Regions from separate parts of the Homo sapiens genome. Here region 1 is linked to region 2. Evidence: read pairs that join two places in POLR2A ChIA-PET (ENCODE). Cell type or tissue: OCI-LY7. All regions are shown on one strand. Each heading gives the region's core, and the rest is flanking DNA. Links, peaks and the distances in the headings are about the cores only. Region 1 overlaps VPS33A (VPS33A core subunit of CORVET and HOPS complexes). Region 2 has its middle 12 kb from the start of BCL7A.

Evidence for each region. Peaks named below come from ENCODE experiments on the same cell type or tissue, not always from the same donor. Only the 100,000 strongest peaks of a DNase experiment are listed, where the experiment ranks them.
Region 1: POLR2A ChIA-PET joins it to region 2 with 7 read pairs; 3 of 35 experiments call an interaction of 5 or more read pairs at or near these places.

Annotation. Positions count from the first base shown.
Region 1 is chr12:122,234,459-122,238,846 of GRCh38, reverse strand. It overlaps VPS33A (VPS33A core subunit of CORVET and HOPS complexes), which reads left to right. Exons shown (of 13, transcript NM_022916.6): 10 at 123-260; 11 at 2,924-3,061. Among named protein-coding and RNA genes, the nearest start is that of DIABLO, 11 kb to the right of the region's middle. In OCI-LY7, for the core only: no CTCF peak of the experiment used is centred there; no DNase peak of the experiment used is centred there.
Region 2 is chr12:122,007,896-122,012,283 of GRCh38, reverse strand. No RefSeq gene overlaps it. Among named protein-coding and RNA genes, the nearest start is that of BCL7A, 12 kb to the left of the region's middle. In OCI-LY7, for the core only: CTCF peaks have their summits at 1,580 and 1,819; DNase peaks (open chromatin) are centred at 2,353 and 3,353; H3K4me3 peaks cover 1,568 bases; H3K27ac peaks cover 4,000 bases.

The DNA.
Region 1 (4,388 bases), core at 291-4,290, 230 kb before region 2:
ATAATAATAAACATCAAGTTAAGTTCCTAAACCATGTATTGTGTGTGTGTGTGTGTGTGTGTGTGTGTGTGTGTGTATGTATATGTAAATGTATATGTATATGTATGCTACTTTATTTCCAGGTCAACAATTACATTGAGGATTGTATCGCCCAAAAGCACTCGTTGATCAAGGTGTTAAGACTAGTTTGCCTCCAATCCGTGTGTAATAGTGGGCTCAAACAAAAAGTTTTGGATTATTACAAAAGAGAGATTCTCCAGGTGAGTATATTTTTAAATTATTAATTTGCCAAGGGGGACAGCATCTTTTTAAAAAATACTTCATGGGCCGGGCACAGTGGCTTACGCCTGTAATCCCAGCACTTTGGGAGGCCAAAGCAGGTGGATCACTTGAGGTTAGGAGTTTGAGACCAGCCTGGCCAACATGGTGAAACCCCCATCTCTATTAAAAATACAAAAATTAGCCAGGCATGGTAGCATGCACCTGTAGTCCCAGCTATTTGAGAGGATCAGGCAGGAGAATCGCTTGAACGCAGGAGGCGGAGGTTACAGTGTGTCAAGATCATGCCCCTGCACTCCAGCCTGGGCAACAGAGTGAGACTCTGTCTCAAAAAATAATAATAAAAAATTTAAAATTAAAAAAAATAAAAATTACAAAGCTGCCATTTTGGTATCTTGTAACGACTGTTGTATAAATTTTTTAACACCTAGAGGAATTGGTCTTGGTAGCCATCACTGTTTATTGTATTTGTGTGATAATAATAGCTAACAGGCTGGGCACAGTGGCTCACCTCTGTTATCTCAATATTTTGTGGGGCTGAGGCAGGAGGATCGCTGGAGGCCAAGACCAGCCTGGCAACATAGCAAGACCCTGTCTCTACAAAAAAAATACAAAAATTTACCAGGCATGGTGGCTGTGTCTGCAGTCCCAGCTACCCAGGAGGCTGAGTTAGGAGGATTGCTTGAGCCCAGGAGTCCAAAACCAGCCTAGGCAACATAGCTTGTTTACAAAAAGTAAAAAATAATAATAATAGGTAACATTTCTTGAGCATTTACTATGTGCTAGGATCTATTGGAAAAACTTTATAGGCCGGGCGCGGTGGCTCTGTACCCTGACTCTACTAAAAATACAAAAAATTAGCCGGGCGCGGTGGCGGGCGCCTGTAGTCCCAGCTACTCGGGAGGCTGAGGCAGGAGAATGGCGTGAACCCGGGAGGCGGAGCTTGCAGTGAGCCGAGATTGCGCCACTGCAGTCCGCAGTCCGGCCTGGGCGACAGAGCGAGACTCCGTCTCAAAAAAAAAAAAAAAAAAAAGAAAAACTTTATGTGCATTCATTTGTTTCATCTTCACAATACTTCCTTGTTAACTGTAGTTACCATAACAACAACAACAAATATTCACAACAGCCTTGTGAGTTAGAGACTGCTATCGTCCCAGTTTTATGGATGAAAAACTGAGGCACAGACTAGTTTAGGTAACTCACCCAAGGTTACCTGGCTGGTAAGTGGCACAGCCAGTGGTAAACCAGGCAATTTGAGTGTAGCGCCCATGTTCTTAACTCCGCAGTTATACCACGGAGGAAAAGAACTTTCTGCAAATTTCTGATGACAGTTGCTTAGCAGGTTTACTTAAATTAAGCCTGTGTTACTTATAATAAGGAAAAGGCCACTCTTGTTTTTGAAAAGTCTCCCCTTTGTTTGAAAATGACTCAGGTAGTATTTATTTGCTGTTACCAGTGACAGTTAAGTACATTTTTATTAAAATTGAGTGCTCATTAATTTTTTGTTTTTGTCTTTTTTTAAGTTATGTATCCTTGTGTAAGAGTCAAATAATGCAGAAGTACACAGAGCAAAATGTGAACGTCCCCTGTACCTTGCTCATACCCCAGTTTCCCTCCCCAGATGTGACCAGTGTCAGCAGTCTGATTTGCTTCCTTCCAAACTCCATTCTTTGCATTTAGACAGAATGTTTCCATACACAGACTTCAGAGCAAGACTGGCTGGATCCAGGTTTCAGCTCTGCTCTTCACTAGCTGTGTGACTTTAGGCAGGTTATTTAAACATCTCTGTAAAATGAAGGTAATGATACCTACGTCATGGGGTTAGAGCCGGGATGACTGAGTTAATGTATGTAAGTGCTTAGACCAGAACAGTGCCCAGCTCATAGAAAGTATTTTATAAGTGTTGGCTACTTTTTAAAATTTATTTATTTTTTGAGACAGTATCTCACCCTGTTGCCCAGAGTGGAGTGCAGTGGCACAATCTTGGCTCACTGTAACCTCCTGGGTTCAAGCGATTCTCCTGCCTCAGCCTCCCGAGTAGCTGGGATTACAGGTACATGCCACCAGGCCCAGCTAATTTTTTAATTTTTAGTAGAGACAGGGTTTCACCATGTTGGCCAGGCTGGTCTCAAACTCCTGACTTCAAGTGATTGGCCCGCCTCGGCCTCCCAAAGTACTGGGATTACAGGTGTGAGCCAGCATGCCCAGACCTTGGCTACTTTTTAAAAATAGAAATAATGTCCTACTCTACATGTTATTTTTTTTTTAATATATTCTGGAGACCTTTCTTATCAGGATGTATACATATGCCTTACTCTTTTTTAGAGCTAATTATATCCCTTATAAAAATATACTATCATTTATTTGATGCTTGCTTAGATTGGGTCCATAAATTCTGACTTTAAAGTAAAAATTTTAAATTTCTCTTTGAAACAGTGAGCTGAATTAATAGTAACAGGCAAGCAGTTTTAGGACAAGTTTCATCCCTCCACCCTGTCCTCTGTGCCCATCCACTAACATTGCTGGACTTTGGTAACATGTCCTGCAGTACAAACCAAATTGATTTGTTGGAAGTGCCCTTCTTTGAAAATTGCAGAAATCCTTTTCCTGATCTGACATCAAGGCCAAATGACTTCCCTTGCAGACATACGGCTATGAGCACATATTGACCTTACACAACCTGGAGAAGGCCGGCCTGCTGAAACCGCAGACGGGGGGCAGAAACAATTACCCAACTATACGGAAAACATTACGCCTCTGGATGGATGATGTTAATGAGCAAGTAAGCCACACTTCTCCACCTCGTCTCAGCTTAGGGACTGGTTAGATCGTCCAGGTGACAACACATGCTTCTGAACCTACACATCTGCCTTGCTTTCTGAAAACAATTTTCTAATGTTTTTGAAAAAGTAATGTATGCATGTATTGTATCCATCAGAATCCTAGAAGGACACAGAGAATGCTCTTAAACTGGGGAGTTTCTGGAGAGTTTAATAAAGATGTGGGCTGGGCGCGGTGGCTCACACCTATAATCCCAGCACTTTGGGAGGCCGAGGCGGGCAGATCACTTGAGCTCAGGAGTTTGAGAACAGCCTGACTAACATGGGAAACCCCATCTCTACTAAAAATACAAAAATTAGCCCAGCATTGTGGTGCGTGCCTGTAATCCCATCTACTTGGGGGGCTGAGGCAGGAGAATTGCTTGAACCTGGGAGGCGGAGGTTGTAGTGAGCTCAGATCATGCCATTGCACTCCAGCCTGGGCGACAGAGCAAGACTCTGTCTCAAAAAAAAAAAAAAAAAAGTTATGGGGCAGGCTCGGTGGCTCATTCTTGTAATCCCAGTATATTGGGAGGCTGAAGGGTCAGATCGCTTGAGTCCAGGAGTTCGAGACCAGCCTGGGCAACATGGCAAAACCTTGTCTCTACAAAAAAAATGGCCAGTGGTAGTATGAGCCTTTAGTCCGAGGGGCTGTGGTTAGAGGATCACTGAGCCCAGGAGGCGGTTGCAGTGAACCATGTTTGTGCCACTGCACTCCAGGCTGGGCTACACAGTAAGACTCTGTCTCAAATAAATAAAGATGTGGGAAGAGTGGAGAGGCAGTGCAGTGGGGAGCCCTTGCCAGCCACGGCCTGAAGGACAAGGAGAGGGGGGTGTTCTAGAAACTTGTCTTAGAACCTGGAGAGAAGAGCTGTGGTGAGGCCATCTGGTGAGGTAAGGGGTGAGGGGCCTCTGGCTGAGGGTATGGTCAACCTCCAGCAGAGGAAGCTGGCCAGTGACAACGTCATCCTCACACTGCTGCCCACTCTCCAGTTCACTCTGGTGCTTTGTCTTGGTCAGACCCAAAGAGAAGGCATTGGAGTGTGTTGGTGTGGGACGCACAGGTCCATCTCCGGGCACAGAGCATTGCGGAGAAGGGTGGAGAGTGTCTAGAGGAGTCAGTGGAGATGTCCAGCACTCATAAACAAGCCAGCCATGGCCAGGCGCGGTGGCTCACACCTGTAATTCCAGCACTTTGGGAGGCCAAGGCAGGAGGATCACTTGAGGTCAGGAGTTCAAGACCAGCCTGGCCAACATGGTGAAACCCTGTCTCTACTAAAAAATACAAAA
Region 2 (4,388 bases), core at 123-4,122:
TTTGAGGAAGGTAGGGACAATGGAGAAATGACTCACAGCAGACGTGGCCATTGGAAATCTTAACGAGATTGGAGGATCAAGTGCTCAGGGGTGGCAGCACCACTGGGACGTCCTGGCATCCTTTGGTTCCCACTCATCTCCAGGGCTTGCTTCTCCAGTGTCTCCATTGATTCTGTGAGTTGCCTGGTAGCTTTGAAATCAAGTCCTTTTCCACTTAAGCTAAGCAGAGTCAATTTCTATTACTGCAAACCAAAGATCATGATTGACACCAAATTGAAGCTGTCCCTCTCTCCTTCTCCTTCTTTGAGACAGAGTCTCACTCTGCTGCCCAGGCTGAAGTGCAGGGGTGCAAAACAGCTCACTGCACCTCAACTTCTCCAGGCTGAAGTGATCCTCCCACCTCAGCCTCTGGAGTAGCTGGGACCACAGCCTTGTGCCACCATGCCCAGCTAAATTTTGTTTTTATTTATTTATTTTTTTGAGATGGAGTCTTGCTCTGTCCCCCAGGCTGGAGTGCAGTGGCACAATCTTGGCTCACCAACCTCCACCTCCTGAGTTCAAGCAATTCTCCTGCCTCAGCTGCTTGAGTAGCTGGGATTACAGGTGCGTGCTAACATGTCCTGCTAATTTTTGTATTTTTAGTAAAGATGGGGTTTCACCATGTTGGCCAGGCTGGTCTCAAACTTCTGACCTCAGGTGATCCGCCCACCTTGACCTCCCAAAGTGCTGGGATTACAGGTGTGATCCACTGGGCCTAGCCTAAATTTTGTATTTTTAATAAAAATGGGGTTTCACCATATTGCCCAGGCTGGTCTCAAACTCCTAGGCCAAAACGATCCTCCTGCCTTGACCTCCCAAAGTGTTGGGATTACAGGCATGAGCCATGTTGCCCAGCTGATTTCATTTTTAAAAACTTGAAATCCCTGGAAATCTCAAAAGGATGAAAAAGTGCCAACTTAAGGACTTAAAGTAGGTGGGGCTGAAACCCACTGTGAGCCATTCAATCTGTGGCTGGTGTCATAGGAAGGAACACACTGACTTTGGGGCTAGTCTTTCCTGGGACCCTCTGAGTGACCGCCTATCCCACATCAGGACCCTGGAATATGAAGAAATGAGAAGTGGCCAGATCTTCCACTTGGAACACTTGACCAGCCTCCATTCTTCCTACCCACTTCATTTTTTCCTTTTTAAATTTAATAGAGTCGGGGTCTTGCTGTGTTGCCCAGGCTGGTATTGAACTCCTGGCTTCGAGCAATCTTCCCACCTCAGCCTCCCAAAGTGCTGGGATTACAGGTGTGAGCTGCTGCACCCCGCCACCTACCCACTTCCCATATGAAACATTCCTACTCAGGCTCATGAGGAAGAATCATACACTGGCAGTGGTAAAGGAACACTAGAGGTCATTCTAGATGCCTTGTCTTGAGCCTGCAGCATTCCCCAGGGTTGACCATGGAAAGCTTTGGTTCACTGAATGCATCTGGCTCTTCCGCAGCTCCCAGCTTTGGCTCACTTGGCTCCCTCTGGAACATTCTCCCCTCTCTGACCACTTCATCTAAACCTGCCCCCCTCTAGGGATTCCCTCTCACAGGGGCCGGGCTTTTCCCTCGTAGCTCTGAGCACCGTTTGCAAGTTTACATTAATGTGTTTGTTTAACATGAGCCCCCTAAAGACAACAGCCACTCTCTTGTTCACTCCAGATAGGCAGCCCTCACACAGGGCCCAGCACACAGTCAGCGTTTGTTGAATTCGTGAGTGGGTAATAAATGAAGTCCATCTCTCTCAGGTTTTTTTTTTCTTCTTTTTAGATGAAGTCTGGCTCTGTCACCCAGGCTGGAGTGCAGTGGCGCCATCTCGGCTCACTGCAATCTTTGCTTCCCAGGTTCAAGCGATTAACCTGTCTCAGCCTCCCAAGTAGCTGGGATTACAGGAGCGCGCCACCACAACCGGCTAATTTTTGTATTTTTAATAGAGACGGGGTTTTGCCATGTTGGTCAGGCTGATCTCAAACTTCTGACTTCAGGTGATCTGCCCACTTTGGCCTCCTAAAGTGCTGGGGCTACAGCCACTTCTTCCAGCCCCATCTCGCTCAGATTATAAAGGAAGAAATGAGATGCTTCCAGGGGAGGGGGGACGGCAGCCACCCTCGCATCCAGGAGGCATGTGCCCCACTCCCCCCATCCCCTCGCGGGTGCAGGGACAGCCGTGGTCCAGGCCCAGGGGACTACCCACTAAGCCTTCTCCAGGGCAGCCAGTCTGGCCGGTGGGCTGGGGGTGGTGCAGTCTGCAGCACATCCAGGTGGCGTGAAGTGCTCACTGGAGCCTGCCCTTGCTGTGGTCATGAAACTTGCTCCCCTCAAAAAACTCCACCAGCTTTAAAGATATGCAGCTTTAAAAAGATATGCAAAAATAAATACTATATTTACACTGATGTGTTTTATGACTTCCAATCAAAACAACAAGAGGACATGGGGAGGGGGCCTCAGACGATGGTCCGAGCCCTTTTTTTGTTGTTTTTGTTTTTTGAGACAGAGTCTCGCTCTGTCGCCCAGGCTGGAGTGCAGTGGCGCGATCTCGGCTCACTGCAAGCTCCGCCTCTCAGGTTGATGCCATTCTCCTGCCTCAGCCTCCCGAGTAGCTGGGACTACAGGTGCCTGCTACCACGCCCTGCTAAATTTTTTGTATTTTTTTTTTTTTTAGTAGAGATGGGGTTTCACCGTGTTGGCTAGGATGGGCTCGATCTCCTGACCTCGTGATCCGCCCGCCTCGGCCTCCCAAAGTGCTGGGATTACAGGCGTGAGCCACCGTGCCCAGCCATGGTCCAAGCCCTTTTGAGGCGGGGCAGCTTCAGTATTGACGCCCCCACCCTTGCCTCACGGCATCACTTGCAATTTCACACTCTCAGGGAGGGCAGTGATGCCAGTGCTGGACGACTTTCCTGGGGCTGATGCCTCACGCCTGGGCACTGATAAATGTGAGTCCGCCTTGGCATCAGTGCACTCGGGAGAACACCAGCTTCGGGGCACCGAGACCCGCAGCTCACTGTCCCACCAGTCAGCATCTCGCTGCCGCTGAACAGTGTTGGATCAACCGGCTTTTCTTTTTTTTTTTTTAATATTCCTTCCAGCTAAGCTAGCAGAGGGCGGTTACATGACATATGAGCAGGGTGGCAACTACTGTCAACTCCCAGCGCCTGGCATCTATTTATTACAGTCAATTTGGAAATAGCTGCCCGCAAGGGAACTGCTGGCCAAATCCCTAAAGAACATGCTCAAGCCGAAAACACCAGTGTCTCAGGCAGCCACAGCTTGAGGACACAGATGTTTAAAAAAAGACCTTTTTGTTTGCATCACCTCGAAGCACAGCAGAAGGCCAGGTCTGCACAGGCCAGGCAGCCAGTGAGGGGACCAGGTGCTGTGGCGCCGGCAGGAGAATCTGCTCAAGAATTGAAAGCACAGAGCAGATAGTGGAAATAATTCAGGGGTGACTGAGTCAGAAAGGTGGTACAGATTTCATTTTTTAAAAACTTTATGGCCGGGCGCGGTGGCTCACGCCTGTAATCCCAGCACTTTGGGAGGCCGAAGCTGGCGGATCATGAGGTCAAGAGATCGAGACCATCCTGGCTAACATGGTGAAACCCCATCTCTACTAAAAATATAAAAAATTAGCCGGGCATAGTGGCAGGCGTCTGTAGTCCCAGCTGGCTGAGGCAGGAGAATGGCAAGAACCCGGGAGGCGGAGGTTGCAGTGAGCCAAGATCACGCCACTGCACTCCAGCCTAGGTGACAGAGCGAGACTCCATCTCAAAAAATAAAAATAAAAATAAAAATAAATAAAAACTTTATGTTGAAATAATTTTAGGCTTGCCAAGATAGTGCCATGATCCCTAGACCCTTCACCCAGTTTCCCTAATGTGAACATCTTACACAACTGTGATACACTGAGCAAAACTCAGAAATTTTGTTTTGAGATAGGATCTCACTCTGTCACCCAGGCTGGAGTGCAGTGGCACGATCACGGCTCACTACGGCCTCAACCTCCCAGGCTCAAGTGATCCTCTGGCCTCAGCCTCCTGACTAGCTGAGACCACAGGCATGCTCCACCATGTCCAGCTAATTTTAAAAAAATGTTTTGTAGAGACGGGGTCTCCCTATGTTGCCCAGGCAGATTTTGAACTCCTGGGCTCAAGTGATCCTCCCAGCTCGGCTGCCCAAAGTGCTGGGATTACAGGTGTAAGCCACTGCGCACCGCCCAAAACTCAGAAATTAATATTGGTGCAACACTGTTAACTAAACCACAGACTTTAGCTGGATTTCACCAGTTTTTCCACTGATGTCCTTTTTCTGTTTCAGGAACGGATCCAGGTGTCCACACTGCATTTAGTTGTCATG